Regions from separate parts of the Homo sapiens genome. Here region 2 is linked to region 1. Evidence: chromatin loops called from intact Hi-C (ENCODE). Cell type or tissue: CD4-positive, alpha-beta T cell. All regions are shown on one strand.

Region 1 (8,000 bases):
CATTAATTCAGCAAATAGCCCCAGTGGGCTACACCACGTTCCAGATGCAATTTCATTTTAACAGGAACAGAGACTTAAACCAAAAAAAAAGTGCATCATTTCCACTAGTGTAGAGTGAAGCTTATTTAAGGAAAGTAAACTAAAGAGTAAGCAAGTAGGGGGCTGGGCACGGTAGCTCACGCCTGTAATCCCAGCACTCTGGAAGGCTGAGACGGGCGGATCACGAGGTCAAGAGATCGAGACCATCCTGGCCAACATGGTGAAGCCTCGTCTCTACTAAAAATACAAAAATTAGCTGGGTGTGGTGGCATGTGCCTGTAGTCCCAGCTACTCAGGAGGCTGAGACCAAGAGAATCGCTTGAACCCAGGAGGCAGAGGTTGCAGTGGGCCGACATCGCGCCACTGCACTCCAGCCTGGCAACAGAGGGAGGCTCCGTCAAAAAAAAAAAAAAAAAAGTAAGCAAGTGGGTAAATACGGTAATTTTCTTCTTGAAAGGGGCTATGAAATGATACAGTGACTCAGACAGTGGCTGAGGGGAAAAGAAACATATTAGATAGAAAGCTCCAGAAATCCTGGTTGATTTGACACAAAGACCTACAGAACAGGTAGGAGCTAGCCCTGCATAGATCTGGGAAAAGAGCAGTCCAGGAAGAGGGAACAGCAGTTGCAAAGCCTCTAAGTCAGGACAAGTTTGCAGAAGTTCACGGAGTAAAGCAAATGCCAGTTTGACTGGGGAAGAGAGAGTGAGTGGACAGAACTGTAAGATAAGCTGGGGCCAAGTGCACAGGCCGCAACATATCCGGCTCTGCTGGTAAGAAGGAGGAGTTTAAATCTTATTTCAGATGTAATGGGGAACTATTGGAGAATCACCTTTATGTCAAGAATGCAGCAGCTCCCCTACAACTTCCTGGCAAGGATTTTAGGGTAGAGTGTCAACTACACTGAAAACCATTTGAAAACAAAATCCAGCCCCTGATTCCATAGTAGAAGTGCCATCTGTGTAGACCTGACTTAGCTCCAGGGCACAACTTTACCCAAAGACTACAGAAGCCGTGTTCTTTCCATGACTGACTATACAAACTCAGAATGTCTGCCCATGGAAGAAAAGACTTCAGGGACACACAGTAATGCTCACAGATTCCAGAAGGCCACTTTTGGGAAGGGAAGACCAGAGAAGGGCTTTTGAGACCACTTAGGTTCAGAGGGGCCTAGAGGGGTTCCAGAGAAAGACACTTATCTATGAGAGACAATTTTCCAACAGCCAGAGTGTGTCAGGTTCTAAGAGAAAGGAATTCCCAAGAGCAGAGGCTTCTGTGTCTTGGGAGACAGAGTGAGATGACCCAGGGAATGTGGCAGGGTTGCAGGCCAGGTGGGGAGTTGGGCTGGAGGCTCTTCCAACCCCAGCATTTCATTATTCTTTTGTTTTCTGTCACTGGGAACTGAAAATTTGTGCCAGGGTTTTACCTACAGAGAAATTTTGAATTATAGTTAAAAATTAACTTTTCAAATAAAATCATACAAATCTTCTTAAATAAAGCCTATCAGATTTTAAGAAGAGTTTGTCTTCATCAGATTTCAATTGATGAAGGAAGAAAGAAAAAAGGAAAACTTCAGTGAAAGTAAAAATGTAGAATGTGCCCTTTGACTGATTGATCTGATCAACAGCAATGTGTCATTTAGAGTTCCTCAGAGAATTATTAGCACTGGCTAGAGTCAGCCTGACCAATCACACACACACACACACACACACAACACACACACACACATGCATACACACACACACACGCTGATGGAAAGCAGTGGGGCTGGAGGGAACACTTACCAAAAGCATAAAGTTAAGCCTTTCCATCAGCAATATCTCCACTGGCTTTTTTATATACTGCCTGCAACTCAAGATTGAAGAACTGGAGATTTTCATTCCTGTTCTTCCTCTTTCAACGGGCAATGTTGAAGCCCATGGGTTTTGGAAGAAATCTGGCTTTATTTCCCAGCTCCTCCAGGTAGCATCTAATCATGCTGGGCAAGAATTCAATTTCTCTGAACTTTAATTTTCATCAGGCAAAGAAAAAGATATAGAAGTAGCAATTGTTTTCCAGGGAAAATGTAAAGATTAAATGGAATGACATACATAAACTGCTTAGTTAGAGCACATAGTGCTCTGACATTTTAGCTGGAAATAATATGCAGCATTTATTGAGTGCATGTATTGTATTTGCCATGCACACTCTTTAAGTGTTTTGCAGTGGTTTTCTTTTGTATTTAAAATTCATGTCGGCCAGGTGCAGTGGCTTACGCCTGTAATCCCAGCACTTCAGGAGGCCGAGGTGGGCAGGTCAGGGGTTCAAGACCAGCCTGGCCAACATGGGGAAACCTCGTCTCTACTAAAAATACAAAAATTAGCTGGGCGTCGTGGTGGGCGCCTGTAATCCCAGCTACTCAGGAGGTTGAGGCAGGAGAATCGCTTGAACCCAGGAGGCGGGGTTGCAGTGAGTCAAGATCGCACCAGTGCACTCCAGCCTGGACAACAGAGCAAGATTCCGTCTCAAAAAAAAAAAATAATAGTTCATGTAATCCTCACAGTATCTATATTGGCAATAAACATTATTGCCATCCACATTTTATAAATAGGGTCACTGAGGCACAGCGAGTGTAACTGCCTTGTTCCAGATTCCACAGTTGGTCCATGACAGAGCTGAGATCAGAACCCAGAGTCCTAACTCTTGACCATTGCAGGCAGTGTCCTTTGCTGCCGCAGTGAATTCAGTAATGCATGCACAGTACTGAGAAGCATTACCTGCCCTTATGCTTTCTAACTTCTTTTCTTCTTCCCACCATTGCAGTGGATCCATCCTGCTGCAAATGGTCATTTTTTTTTCCAGGGCACAATCTAAACATACATCGTTCTCTACTTAGAATCCTAAAGCTCTCCCACGGCCGGCAAAAGGAAACTTAAACTCCTCAGAGTGGCTCACAACCTGACCTCTTGTTCTGCCAGCTTCATTTCCTGTTGCTCTATCTCTGAACTAAACACCCAGTCACTTCAGACTTCTCCCCCAAGCAATGCTGTTTCCTCATGCCTGTGTGCTGGGGTGCCCACCGCCCTCCCGGCTAGAATACTCCTCTCAATTCCCTCTCCTTGGCAAAACTGCACTTTCTACTCTCTTCTGGGCATGCTCCGTCCTGCTGACCTGGTCCTAATCTGTTTACTCTCACACCAGTTCTGTAGGGCAGACGCTGTTGGTTTTCAAACGGGGAAGCCAATTCGGAGAAAATTGTGTTCAAATCATACCGCAGGAAAGTGACTAAGCTAAGATTTAAGTCCACATTTTTTAGTTTCAAGACTCTTTCACCTCCCTTGCACCATCTCCCAAGAAGAACTGGGGGCATTATTTTCTAGCTTCAGCGAGACCTGGGAAGGCTGGTGTTTCTCTTGATGGGGCATAACGTATCTCTGGGAGTGCCTGAAATTCCCTCTGGCTGGTCATCCTCACTCCTGGACTGTGTCTCCTTCCGCCACATTCAATGACCTCTGGGCCCATGGAGTCCAGGACACCCACAGGCAGATGTAGCCACAGCTCGAGGAAGGTCTCTCTGTCTCTCTCCGTCTCTCTGTCTCCCTCTGTCTTGCTGACTAGGAGAGGCACAGGCCAATGTAAGAAGCAAGCCTGGCTTGGGATGCAAAATAAAATGGAATAACGGGGCATGTGCATTTTATCAGAACCAAACAAATTGTGGCTATAAACATTCCGTCGCCAGTGAAATTGCAGCCTTCTTTGAAGATCAGTGTCTGTTTTTTAATGTATCTATATTAAAAAAAAAAAAAAACTGGACCAAATTTCCATTCAACCAGTATGGGGAGGGAGCAGGGGGTGGGAATGGGGACTGAGCCCTGGGAAATGAAACAAGGGAGGGAGAGAAAGGAGACCTTATGTCCTGGATTAGCACATTGATTAAAAGCAAGTTTCTTTCTCTTGAGCAACCCGCCCCCCACAGCCCATCCGCAGCCCCGCAAGCCACTAACCACAATTATTCCACGGGGTCTCTCTTTGCCTTACTTATTTGATATCCTCAGACTCAACTGTTATGGTTCAGACAGTTTGTCTTAGGGGTCCTGGGAGAAGGAGAAAAAAGGCAGCCTCCTAATTGTCTGCAATCGACTGTTGACATCTGCAAAGTACTCTAGCTTCTAACCCTCTCTGTGGATGGTGCATGAGTGCCCCCCACCCACTGCCCACCTCATCCACCTGGGCTTGGCAAGCGGGGCAGCTGCCACCACCATGCACAGCTGGGACTCCTGCCCTGAGCTCTGGCACCCTCCAACACACTGGGGTCACCTTGCTCCCTGTCCATTCCCCAGACCATTTTGTCCGACCTGTGGCTTCAATTACTCTCTGAAAACAGACAATACCCAAAGCCCTGCTTCCAGCTTTGATCAATCTTTGTTGCTCCAGAACCGCATTTGCAACAGTATAACAGACACTCTAGTTACTTCCATTTCTTTCTGGGTAAAATAAAAGAAAAAGACAAATCCCGGACATCTCATTCTAAGTAACTGCTCCTAAAGCAAGAACCTCAACTCTGACATGATTAAATGTAGCCCCACAGCAGAACTCACACATGTCTCCTGGAGCCAAGATCCCTCCTTTGATTTTTCACCCATGCATTCTTCTGTCCTTTTGTTCTTCCAGACATTTCCACTTCTGTATGAGTTTTGAGTAAACACTCGAAACTTAAAATTTCTAAAACTGAACTCTTTCTTGTACAGTCTAGAATTACTTCTATTTATTTATCAGTAATACTCCAAGACTTGATATCTCCAAGTCTTCTCTGATTACGTTCCTCTAATGCAGTACAAATTATAGTCAGCATAACACATAACAATAGCAGTCACCGATGTTTTCTAGTAACACTGTTACTATCACAATTACAGCCCCACTACTTCTTGCCAAGTGTATTCACTCATAGAATGAGTTTTTCTTCCCAGCTTACTTCCAGGAATTCAATGTCACTTTCAATCAGAAAACTAGATGCAGTTAAAATAGAAAATTAGGGGAAAAAAATGAACCCCTTCCCAAAGAAACTGGATGATATGTTTTCTTAAATTTTTATAGATTTGTATTTTTATAAATTGTGCACTTTTCTATAGGTATGCTGAACTTCAATGCAAAGTTTACTTAAAACAAAAATGGAATAAAAATGCCAAGATCCCCCATAAGGCTCTGGGTGCTCCCTCTGTTGGGAACCTCACTTCCCCTGCAATTTCCCCACTATGCCTGGCTCTGATTTCTGGATGTATTGAAGGCCTGGTTCAAATCCTGCCTCCTAAATGTAGCCTTCTCATATTTTCCTCAATCAAGGTTTGTCTCTGCACTATTGAACACCCCTCCCCATCCTAATTGGCTCGATTTATTGTCTTTCCCACAAACGTGGTCTGGTTCTGGCTTCAACAGCACCACAGTCCATCCAGAGCTCCAGCCATAAACCTGGAAGATGCCTGTGATGCCACACTGCTCATATGAAATCAATCACCAGCTCCTATGGCCTTTATATCTCTACATCACTCAAGTCATCTATTTTTCTCCCTTTCTTCAGCTAATATCCTAGTTCAAGCTGCCATCATGTCTGGATTAATGTGAGGTGCTCGCAGTGAGTCTCCCACACACCGTGGCCCTCTTTCAATCAATTCTCCACATGGCAGCAAGGTGATATTGTTAAAATGGATGTTCCCTGACAGTCCTGTTGTCTGTTCCATTCTGCCCCTTCTTAAACCTCTCAGTGTCTTCCCTTCATCCTTACAATAAAGGCCAAAACCCTCACCATGGCCATGCCTCCTCACTAGCGTCAACTTGTGCAGTATCTTCCTGGATTTTTTCACTCCAGCCACACTGACTGGCCTTCATTTTTTCCTTCAAGAGTCTTCACCCTAGCATTTCCTGCTGCCTTAAACTGCTCCTTCTGCTTAATCTTCACTCACCCTCAGAAAGCAAAGGATTGGCTTTTCAAAGAAGTTTTTCTGACTCTTTCATATTAACACAGGCTCTTCCTCTGCAATGGACCGAATGTTTCTGTCCCCATCCCCCAAAGTTCATATGTTGAGATCCTAGACTCCAAAGTAATGATTTTAGGAAGTGGGTCCTTTGGGAGCATGTGGATCTCAGACTTCCAGCCTCCAGAAATATTAGGTTTCAGCTCTGAGGGAAAAAAAAGTTGAAAACATTTTACTTGTTGATTTAAAATTATATTACAAAGCTATACTAAACAAAAAAGTATGGTACTGGCATAGAAACAAACCCATAGACCAAAGGAATAGAATACAGAGCCCAGAAATACACCCGAACATATATAGTCAACTAATTTTTGACAAAGGCACCAAGAGGACATAATGAGAAAATAATAGTCTCTTCAATAAATTGTGCTGGGAAAAACTGTATTTTCATATTCAAAAGAATAAAATTAGACCCTTAGTTTACACCATGGATGAAAGGCCCAAAAGTAAGATCAGAAACTATAAAATTTCTAGAATAGAACATAAAGGGAAAGCTCCTAGACATTGGCCTTGGCAATGATTTTTTGGATATCACACCAAAAGCTCAGGCCGTAAAAGCAAAAATAAATAAATGAGACTATAACAGACTAAAAGCTTCTGCACAGAAAAAAAAAATGAAATGGCAAACTACATGTCAAAAAATAATATTTGCAAACCATATATCTGATAAGAGGTTAATATCATACAACTCAATAATAGAAAGCCAAATAACCCAATTTTAAAAAAAAAATGGGCAAAAGACCTAAATAGACATTTCTCTAAAGAAGGTATAAAAATGAACAATAGATAAATTAAGAAGTGCTAAACATCATTAATCATCAGGGAAATGTAAATAAAAGCCACTATGAGATACAACTTCATGTGCGTTAGGATTATTGACTGTTATCAAGATTTCAAAAGATAACAAATGTTGGAAAAAGTGTAAGAGAAAAGGAAACAAATTCTTGTAGACTGTTGGTGAAAGTGTAGATAAGTTTAGCCATTATGGAAAACAGTATGGAGGTTTCTAATGAAATTAAAAATCGAACTGCCATATGATCCAGCTACTACTCTTCGAGGCATAAAGCAAAATGTTACAAAATGATCACCTTCCAAAGGTAAAGAGACCTGCACTCCCATGTTTATTGTAGCTTTATTAACAATAGCCAAGCTATGGAAACAACCTAAGTGTTTGTCAACAGATGAATGGATAAAGAAACTATATATATACACACACATTTATATGTGTGTGTGCACATATAAAATGGAATACTATTCAGCCTTAAAAACAAATAAATAACAGAAATGAGATCTTGCCATTTTCCCCAACATACATCAGCCTGGAGGACATTATTCTAAATGAAATAAGACAGACATTGGAAAAAAAAAAAAACAGAAGAAGAATGCATGATCTCACTTATATGTGAAATCTAAAAAAAAAAAAATCAAAGATACAGAGACGGAGAACAAAACAGTGGTTACCAGGAGTGGGGGTGGGAGGGGATGATGGGGAGGAAATGGAGAGATGTAGATCAGAAGATACAAAGTAGCAGATGTGTAAGATGAACATATGTAGATATCTAATGTACAACATAAGGACTACAGGTAATAAAATTGTGCTTTTTTGCGAATTCATGCTAAATTAGTAGATTTTAACTGCTTTTGCCACTAAAACAAAAGAAAATGGTAATGGTGAGATGATGGATATATTAACTTGTTTCACTATAGTAACCTTTTTACTATCCATGTGTATTCTATAACATCATGTTGTATACCTTAAATACACACAATAAAATTTATTTTAAAATAAGTTTTTAAAAAAAGATTTCATGGAGCTTTACTTACTAGGTTTTAGATTTCTTTGAAACCCACCACTTTTTTTTTTTTTCTATTTTTCCCTTTTGGAATGAAAATGTCTGTCTACACCTGTTTACCATCGTATTTTGCAAGCACATAACTTGTTTAATTTCACTG
Region 2 (8,000 bases), 54 kb before region 1:
GCCTGCCATTGGGCCATTGCAGTACAGCATGGGGAGGGCTGTCACGAGGGAGTTTAGGGGATGATGCCCCCAGGTGAACCCAGCCCTTACTCTGGTAGGCCCACACCATTCCTCCTCAGCCTGGGGTGCTGCTAGCTTTCTGGCTTTGCGAGTCCCTGCATTGCCCTCTGGCCCCCAATTGAATCCCAACAGTTTCTGTTGTCACCATGTAACTCTGTCTCTGTGTTAAGTCTCTTCTATTATGAAGATTCAAAGTGTTTTCTGCTTTCCTGTTTGGACTCAGAATGGTAGACTCCAATTATTATTGAGACACAAAGCAATCATAACTGATTAATATCACTGTTTTAAAAAGAGCAATGTCTTTATTGTCTAAGGAGGCCATATAAATTCATAGGAAAAAGCCCAACCCACTAATAGGGCCCCATATGTACTGAGAGTGATTGGCATTCGCTGAGTATTGATTACATTCCAGGAAGCTCAGGGCCTTAGAGTCCTCAGCTCATTCAATCTTCACAACAGCCCTATTGTGACTTATATTCATTTTACAGAAGAAATAACTGAGGCCCTACATGTTAAGTAAATTGCACTAGGGGTCAGCTTAAAAAAGTAATTTGATTTTTTTTTCTTTCTAATTTTGAAAAGACAATAATTGCATTTCTCTAATTGCCCAGAATGAACATGCACTTCTTTTAAAATTAGAAAATAAAATAATAAAAAGTTATATGTGAACAAACCAAAAAGAAAAAAAAAGCACAGAAGTCTATCTTCTTTTTCAGTAAATGTTTAAATAGTAAATGTGTCTATAGTTGTTAGTCATACAGTCTCTGTCACAATGATTTAACTCTGTTATTATAGTGTAAAAGCAGCCACAGGCCATTTGTTAACAAATAAGTGTGGCTGTGTTCCAATAAAACTTTATTTAAATAAACAGGCAGTGGGCCAGATTTAGCTTGCAGTCCTTAGTTGCCTCACCCCTAGCTAGATCACGACAAGCACTCGATAAGCATGCATCGTTGCTAATGTTTAGAATAGTGATTTCAAATCTTACTTGGTCAAACTCTTGTCTGATTTTGCTTTCCTTCCTTCGGGTACAAAATACTCTTAGTTTGCTACCTGCACCGCCTAGGAGCACTCAGCACTGCTGTCTCTGTTGACCAAAGCCTTGTGATTACCCCACATTCCTCCTGCCGTTTATTCCCCTGGAATGAGTTCCCCCAAGCATGCTTTGGTCCCAGTACTCCATTGCACAGTCATTTTGGAAAATGTCAGCTGTTGCCCCCCATAACAGACCTTGATGGGCACAGCACGAGGCTTGTCACTGTATGTGAAGTGCTGTGAGGAAATTATAAAAACATGATTAAAGGAGAGAATCACAGAGAGCGAGCGAGACAGTGGTTTCGGGGAGAGATGTCAGCTCGCATATTGTTTTAACTAGAAATACTCCCACAGTGTCATCAACTCCACAAAATACACAGTTGAAAGTAACAGCTTCTTAATGCCAAAAGGCTTGATTTGAAACTTCATGAAGGTTCAGAACTTCAACTTGAAGGGAATGAATGTTTAGGAGGCATATTGTGTGTGGCAGACTCTCTAACCCACATTTCAATGGCCTGTTCAATGAGGCTTTTCCACTCTCATACCCTTTCGGTGAGAGAGTAATTTGCCCCAATCTTCCTTAAAGACAATTTAGTCATTTTTAATCACAAGTCTTTAAAATTGGCATATCCTCGGACCTAACAAGTTTACCCTTAGGACTATATCTGAAAGAAATAGTTGGATGAACTCTGTGTGTAGAAGAGTGTTCACCATAGCAGTATGTATTCTGGGTAGCATCCTGAAGCAACTAGAATTCCTGATAATTAGCGACTGTTTAAAAAGATATATTGCATCCCTCTAACGGAAGAGTTTATAGCTGTTAAGTATCAGGTTTTAGAAGACTATTGAGTGAACAAAGAAAGCACTCACAAAAACAGGCTATAATATAACATAGCCTATATGATTCCAATTTTGAGAAAATAAACATGTTGTGTCCCTGTCAGTAGCTGGAGTTGCATGAAAATGTAATAGCGATTATTTCTGCTGCCATTCAAAACACGCTTCATTTTGTAATTTACATTTTTATATTTGTTTTTCAAATTTTGCCCATGAGTATATTTTTCTCTTAAATGTCAGCGAGAAAAAGATAATAAATTTTGAAAAGAGAAAATAAATGTTCTCTAAAACATGCTAAATTTAAAACAAACTGGGAAATAATGTTTGCGACATAAAGACAAGATTTTAATATCTTTAATCTAGAAAGATATTTTATAAATTAAGAAAAAATAACTCCAGTATGAATTCACAGAAAGAAAGCAAACAGAAAACATATTCACACACAAAAATTCACAACTGAAACCATGTTCAAGTACCTAATAAATATGTAAAAAGTATTTATCTTTGCTAGTGATCCAATAGACACAGATGAAACAAAATATAAGGTAGTATTTTTTAGCCATTAAATTATCAATCTTTGAATGATACTAATCAGAGTTGCTGATGACAGATGACTCAGCTCCTCACACCGAGGTGGTTAGCGTCTAAATTTGTTCATTCTTTTTATAGAAAGCAATTTGTATTTGCCGTGACACATGACATCACCAGTACCGAAACTTTGCCCTAATAACTCCATCTCTACAAATGTTTCCTAAGGAAATAAGAGTACTTAAAGATGTTTACAAGGATGCTTATTTCAGCTTTATTTAAAATATTTGTTTGTAAATGTGGAAACAATATGTGTTTAGCAAACGAGAAGTGGGAAAATAAGTTGTGATGTGCAGATAGAATTAGGGTAGAAGATTATATATAGTCATAGGTTAGAAGATTATATAGACATCAAATTATATTTTGAAACATTTTTAATGATATATAAACATGCTTTATGAGCAAGTGAGAATAGCATGATGCCAACTGTCTCTCTACGTTCCAATTTAGTAAAGTGTCAACGCACACACATAAAATCACTGGAGGGAGATCGGCAGTGGGTGATACCGGTTGCTGATGTTATGAGTAGCTTATTCCTATGTCCCCTAGATGGCCGATAATCCAAAAGAAGCAAATCAATATTGAAAACCACAGACCAAAAAACAAAACAAAACAAAATGGCGGGGAAGAGGAGGCAGAAGAGAAGAAGAAAGAGAAGGAAGAGGAAGAAGAAAAAGAAATCCCAGGACTCTACCTGGTCCTCACTGAAGAACTTTTTTGCATGTATTTGAAGAACACACATGCAGTATTGCATTACATCTGGTACCTGCCATCAGGCTCTGGCCTCATTTCTTTCCATTCACCTGTAAGTACCAGTTGACTCAGTTCTGCATGTCATGGTAAATATTCCAAGTTAACACTTGACATTCTGAAGTGCTGTACGAATCTAGGCCCTGTTGCTATCTCCTCTCAGTAGCACTTTTGTCAAACATTGTCACTGAAGGTGACTCTGGGGAATAGATTTTTCTTGCTCCTTTATCACTAAACTTGCTTCCTCCTTTTGGGAACATGAAACAGGTGGAATTTATAGTGTAACCATTATAGTTCTTAAAAGAGATTCTGAGAGCTTCTCAGAATCTCAGCTCAGCATTGGAGGCACCTGAGGAATTTTAGGACCTACTGATGCCGAGTTAAACCCCAGATCTCTTGCTGTGAGGCCGAGGCATTGGCAGTCAAAGGTGCCCAAGTGATTCTCATGTGCAGAGAAGGCTGAGAACTGCTCTGTTTTTTACCGGCACGTGTTTTCTTTCAAAAGAATGTCTGTTGCAAGGGAAGGGACCTACCACAAACCCAACACTCTACATGCTCACACCGACTATTCATTGTCATATTTGATTTGTATAATCACCCCTTAAGGTAAAAGCTCTGAACTTCCTTTCCAGTTGAGGGAATACACTCAGAGAAATTAGGGTTTCCTGAACTCAGGCAGCATGAGGCATGAAAAGGAAAGACAAGAATAACAAAATGTCCTGGGTTTGACTCTTGTCAAAGCTGTGGAGTGGTGGGCAAGTCCTCTTAGCATCATGCTCAGTGATCTCTGATGTTCTTTACTGATAGCCCAGTGACTCTCCACTGGGGGCAATCGTGCCCCAGGAGACATTTTGATTGGCGCTACTGGAGGAGGAAAGTGCAACTGACATCTAGTGGGTAGAGGCAAGAGATGTTGCTGGGCATCCTATAATACATGGGACAGTCCCCACGGCAAAGGATTATCCAACCCAAAAAGTCGACAGAGCCAAGGCTGAGAAGCTGGCTTTAGCTGCAAGTTATGAAGATGAATTGAGATGCATTTCCTTAATGTGTTTAGACCGGACGAGTCCCTCGCTTGGCAAAGACCTGAGAAATGCAATGATCTCTAGTCCCCTTTTCTGTCTCTTCTCAGGGCACTCGAGTCTAAGCCAGGAAGGAAAATCTTCCCAGCCTAAATTTGACAATGTGGAGGCCAATCTGGCATGAGACAGTTTATTTCTACACCCCCAGAGAGCAGTAAAGTCCCTCTCAAAAGCCAACCCAGACAAAACCAGTCCTTTCTGGCTCTTCTTTTTATCTGCCACACTTATCTAGGGCTCAGCTCAGGGAAACCTCCCCCAGCTGGAGACTAACTTTAAGGGCAGGTCCCGGCTCCCACAGCCTTGCAGGCACCGTGAGAACCTCAGTCTCCCCAGAGGAAGAAGCCATGGGCTGAAGAGACAGCTGCACTTATCACTTCCTCCCATCGCTCAGTCCGTTGGGCTGTTCTCCAAAGTAGGCCAAACTGCTCTGGGTCTTGTTAGGGAAGAGACCCAGAAACCAGCAGGACAGGAAAAGGCAGCTCTGCTGGTCTCTGAGAGCTGAGAGTGAGACAGCCCCAGGACAGCCCACAGCCCTGGAGAAGAGAGCCCTGTGGCTGGCAGTGTGGCTGGAGAAATGTCCAGGGGCCTGGATTCTGAGTCACTGAAATAAAAAGAGGGCTTTAGATGTCAGAGGACTGTACTAGGTGTCCTAGCAGTTGGTGGACCCATTCAAGCTTTTACTGAGCCTTTGAGGAGGGAAGTAATTTCAGATATCTGAAATTACCCAGTCCCCTGTGTGATCCTGCTTCAACTGTGAGGTGTTTAAAAAAAAAAAAGATTCAATGACACTCGTGAAAGCACAGTAGGTGGCCCATGCTTAGGACCATCACAATAAGCACGAGGACCCCTGCAATGAGATTTTTAGTCAGGGACAGAGATTGGGCTCAGCTCTAAATACAGCATGAGCCAATGAGAATTTATGGCCAAGGAGCAGGGCAGGGTCAGTGGATGCAGAGGTACTAAGATAAAACGTCAGCGGGGAGGATTCTGGCCAAAGCAACCCACTCATGTAGATGTCCATTCACCCCGTAGACTCTCATGCCTCATGCGTTTTTCAAATGTTGATGATCAATGTGATGTATGCAGGATTCTCACTAAAGACAAGCCAGGGTGATCAGGCAACACCCAGGGGATGATGGAAGATGAGGAACTTGATCAGAGGTTGAGGATGATCAGATATCAAGGGTGATGGGTTCTTGCTAACCTGACTTAGCAGGGTTCTTTGATAAAACTGGATTTTACAAGGAAGTACAGAGATGGGCTTAAGAGAAGGTCCAAAAGCTTGACTGAAGTTTGGACTAGCAGAACATATTTGTCAGAGGCCACCCTTGCCATGGGGCCCATGGTGATACTTTCTCCCTCAGGGTTTCCAGGAGTTGCCCAAGAGATGGAGCAGGAGGACAAGAGCCCTTCCCCACTCCTCCGCTCTTCCACTCAAAAGCCCCATCTGGCTGAGGGATGGCACTTTCCATTCCAGTCCTAGGAAGCCATGAGGAGTTAGGAATAAGTCCCCAAATGATGCTTTTGCATTCTCTTTCCCACCAAAATATGATCGACTGTTGAGACCTGCCTCAGACCTGAACCTGGCATCTCTACCATGCATCCCTGGAAAATAGCACATCCTCAGCAAAACCTGGGATACCAGCTCACCTCACCCCACCAGGATCCTCTGGGATCCTTGCAAGCCCCTTGCACTGTGATCCTTTATGGTCCCTGCCTTCTGGATACTCCTGTCACTGGGCAGTGTTGCTCAGAACCCTCCCTCCCCTGTATCTGTCTCTCCAGTTCAGCCTAAGTTCCTTGAGGGCAGGAGATATGCATGGTTTTAATTAGCACCACCATCCCTGGGGTCATGCCCGGTAAGTACAGTAATCCCCCCATCTGTATTTTCACAGTTTCAATTACTCACGATCCACCACAGCCTGAAAATATTAAATGGAAAATTCCAGAAACAGTTAATCAGTTTTAAATGTTGCATTGCTCTGAGTAGCATGCTAAAATATCATGCTGTCCTGTTGCATCTCACTGGGGCATGGATCATCACTTTCCACCATATTCCATGCTGTCTACGCTACCTGCCCATTAGTCACTTCATGGCTGTCTTCGCTATACTGACTGTCATGACATCGCAGTGTCTGTGCTCAAGTCACTCTTATTTTACTTCGTAATGGCCCCTCTGAGCAACGATAGTGGTGCTGGCAATTCGGATAAGCCAAAGAGAAGCTGTAAAGTGTTTCCTTTTTTAATTTTTTTGAGTTGGAGTCTCACACTTGTCAGCCAGACTGGAGTGCAATGGCACAATCTTGGCTCATTGCGACCTCAGCCTCCTAGATTCAAGTGATACTCTTGCCTCCGCCTCTCAAGTAGCTGGGACTGCAGGCATACACCACCACGCCCAGCTAATTTTTGTATTTTTAGTAGAGACAGGGTTTCACCATGTTGGCCAGGCTGGTCTTGAACTCCTGACCTCAGGTGATCCGCCTGCCTTGGCCTCCCAAAGTGCTGGAATTACAGGCGTGAGCCACCGTGCCCAGCCTGTAAAATGCTTCCTTTAAGTAAAAGGTGAAAGTTCTTGACTTTTAAGGAAAAAAAAAATTATATGTTGAGGTTGCTAAGATCTATTGTAAGAATAAATCTTCTATCTGTGAAATTGTGAAGAAGGAAAAAGAAATTCATGCTAGTTTTGCTGTCATATCTTAAACTGCAAAAGTTATGGCCCCAGTGCGTGATAAGTGCTTAGTTAAGATGGAAAAAGGCATTAAATTTGTGGGTGGAAATTATGAACTGAAATGTGTTCCAAATGATGGAAATAGGGTTAGGTACTACCCAGGGTTTTAGGCATCTGCTGGGAATCTTGGAACACATGCCTGGCGGATAAGAGAGGTCTACTATAGTTCAGTTAACATTCTTGTAAAAAAAGACTTTACCTCCAAATTCTCATAGATATACTCACTACCCAGGACAGTTTTCTAACTTTTCAAGAAGGCCTGAACTGTCAAAGCTCCTTCTGTGAGTGTGGAAAAGGGAGGCTATCCACCAGGTTTCTCGGCAGACATTCCAACCTTTGCCAACATGTAAGTGGGTATGCGAGAGAGGACGGAGGTTTTGAGGTTTTGATGCAAGACCAATGGACTGTTGTGCAAGCCAAGGTGGTGAATTAGTGACACCCAAAAGGTCACGCTGCCCTGAGTTCACGGTCTGGCCTCCATGCCCCCAAGTCCTGTCTCAGTCTGTGTGTTTAGGCTGGCTGGAGCCTCCCAGCTGTGCACCTGCCCCTCCTTAGACTTAACTGTACCAACGGGATGCTGGTGGCTGGACTGATTGTCTATCACTGTCTCATCCTTAGGCTTCTCAAATCTGGAGATGTAGATCATCAGAGGATGTTTATTACAAATATTAAAATCAAATGTGCAAAGCAATGAAGCTGCCCTGATATGCAAATATGCAATCTTTTCTCCTCTGCCCCCATGAGAAATCTAATAGGGTAGTGGACTTACAATTGGGTTTTGGACCCCACTTTGTCACTTATTAAGCTTGCAACTTTGATGAAGCACAAAATAATGGTGTCCTCTGCTCACGTCATCCCATCAGTCCTGGCTCATGATAGCTAGTCAATGTTGACAGTTTCCACTAGCGAGTTCTTCCATG

What was found. Hi-C counts contacts between places; a loop is a spot of excess contacts. Peaks named below come from ENCODE experiments on the same cell type or tissue, not always from the same donor. Only the 100,000 strongest peaks of a DNase experiment are listed, where the experiment ranks them.
Region 2: a loop joins it to region 1, with 2.7 times the contacts of the local background. A loop is called at or near these places in 2 of 110 quality-filtered maps.

What each region holds. Positions count from the first base shown.
Region 1 is chr14:97,719,647-97,727,646 of GRCh38, reverse strand. The region is part of intron 2 of LOC105370651 (a long non-coding RNA gene); the gene reads right to left. Among named protein-coding and RNA genes, the nearest start is that of LINC02291, 37 kb to the right of the region's middle. In CD4-positive, alpha-beta T cell, a CTCF peak has its summit at 3,140; DNase peaks (open chromatin) are centred at 3,016, 3,583 and 7,516; H3K4me3 peaks cover 1,063 bases; H3K27ac peaks cover 1,909 bases.
Region 2 is chr14:97,773,932-97,781,931 of GRCh38, reverse strand. It overlaps LOC105370651 (a long non-coding RNA gene), which reads right to left. Exons shown (of 5, transcript XR_944186.4): 3 at 7,850-8,000. Among named protein-coding and RNA genes, the nearest start is that of LINC02312, 15 kb to the right of the region's middle. In CD4-positive, alpha-beta T cell, a CTCF peak has its summit at 4,364; a DNase peak (open chromatin) is centred at 4,121.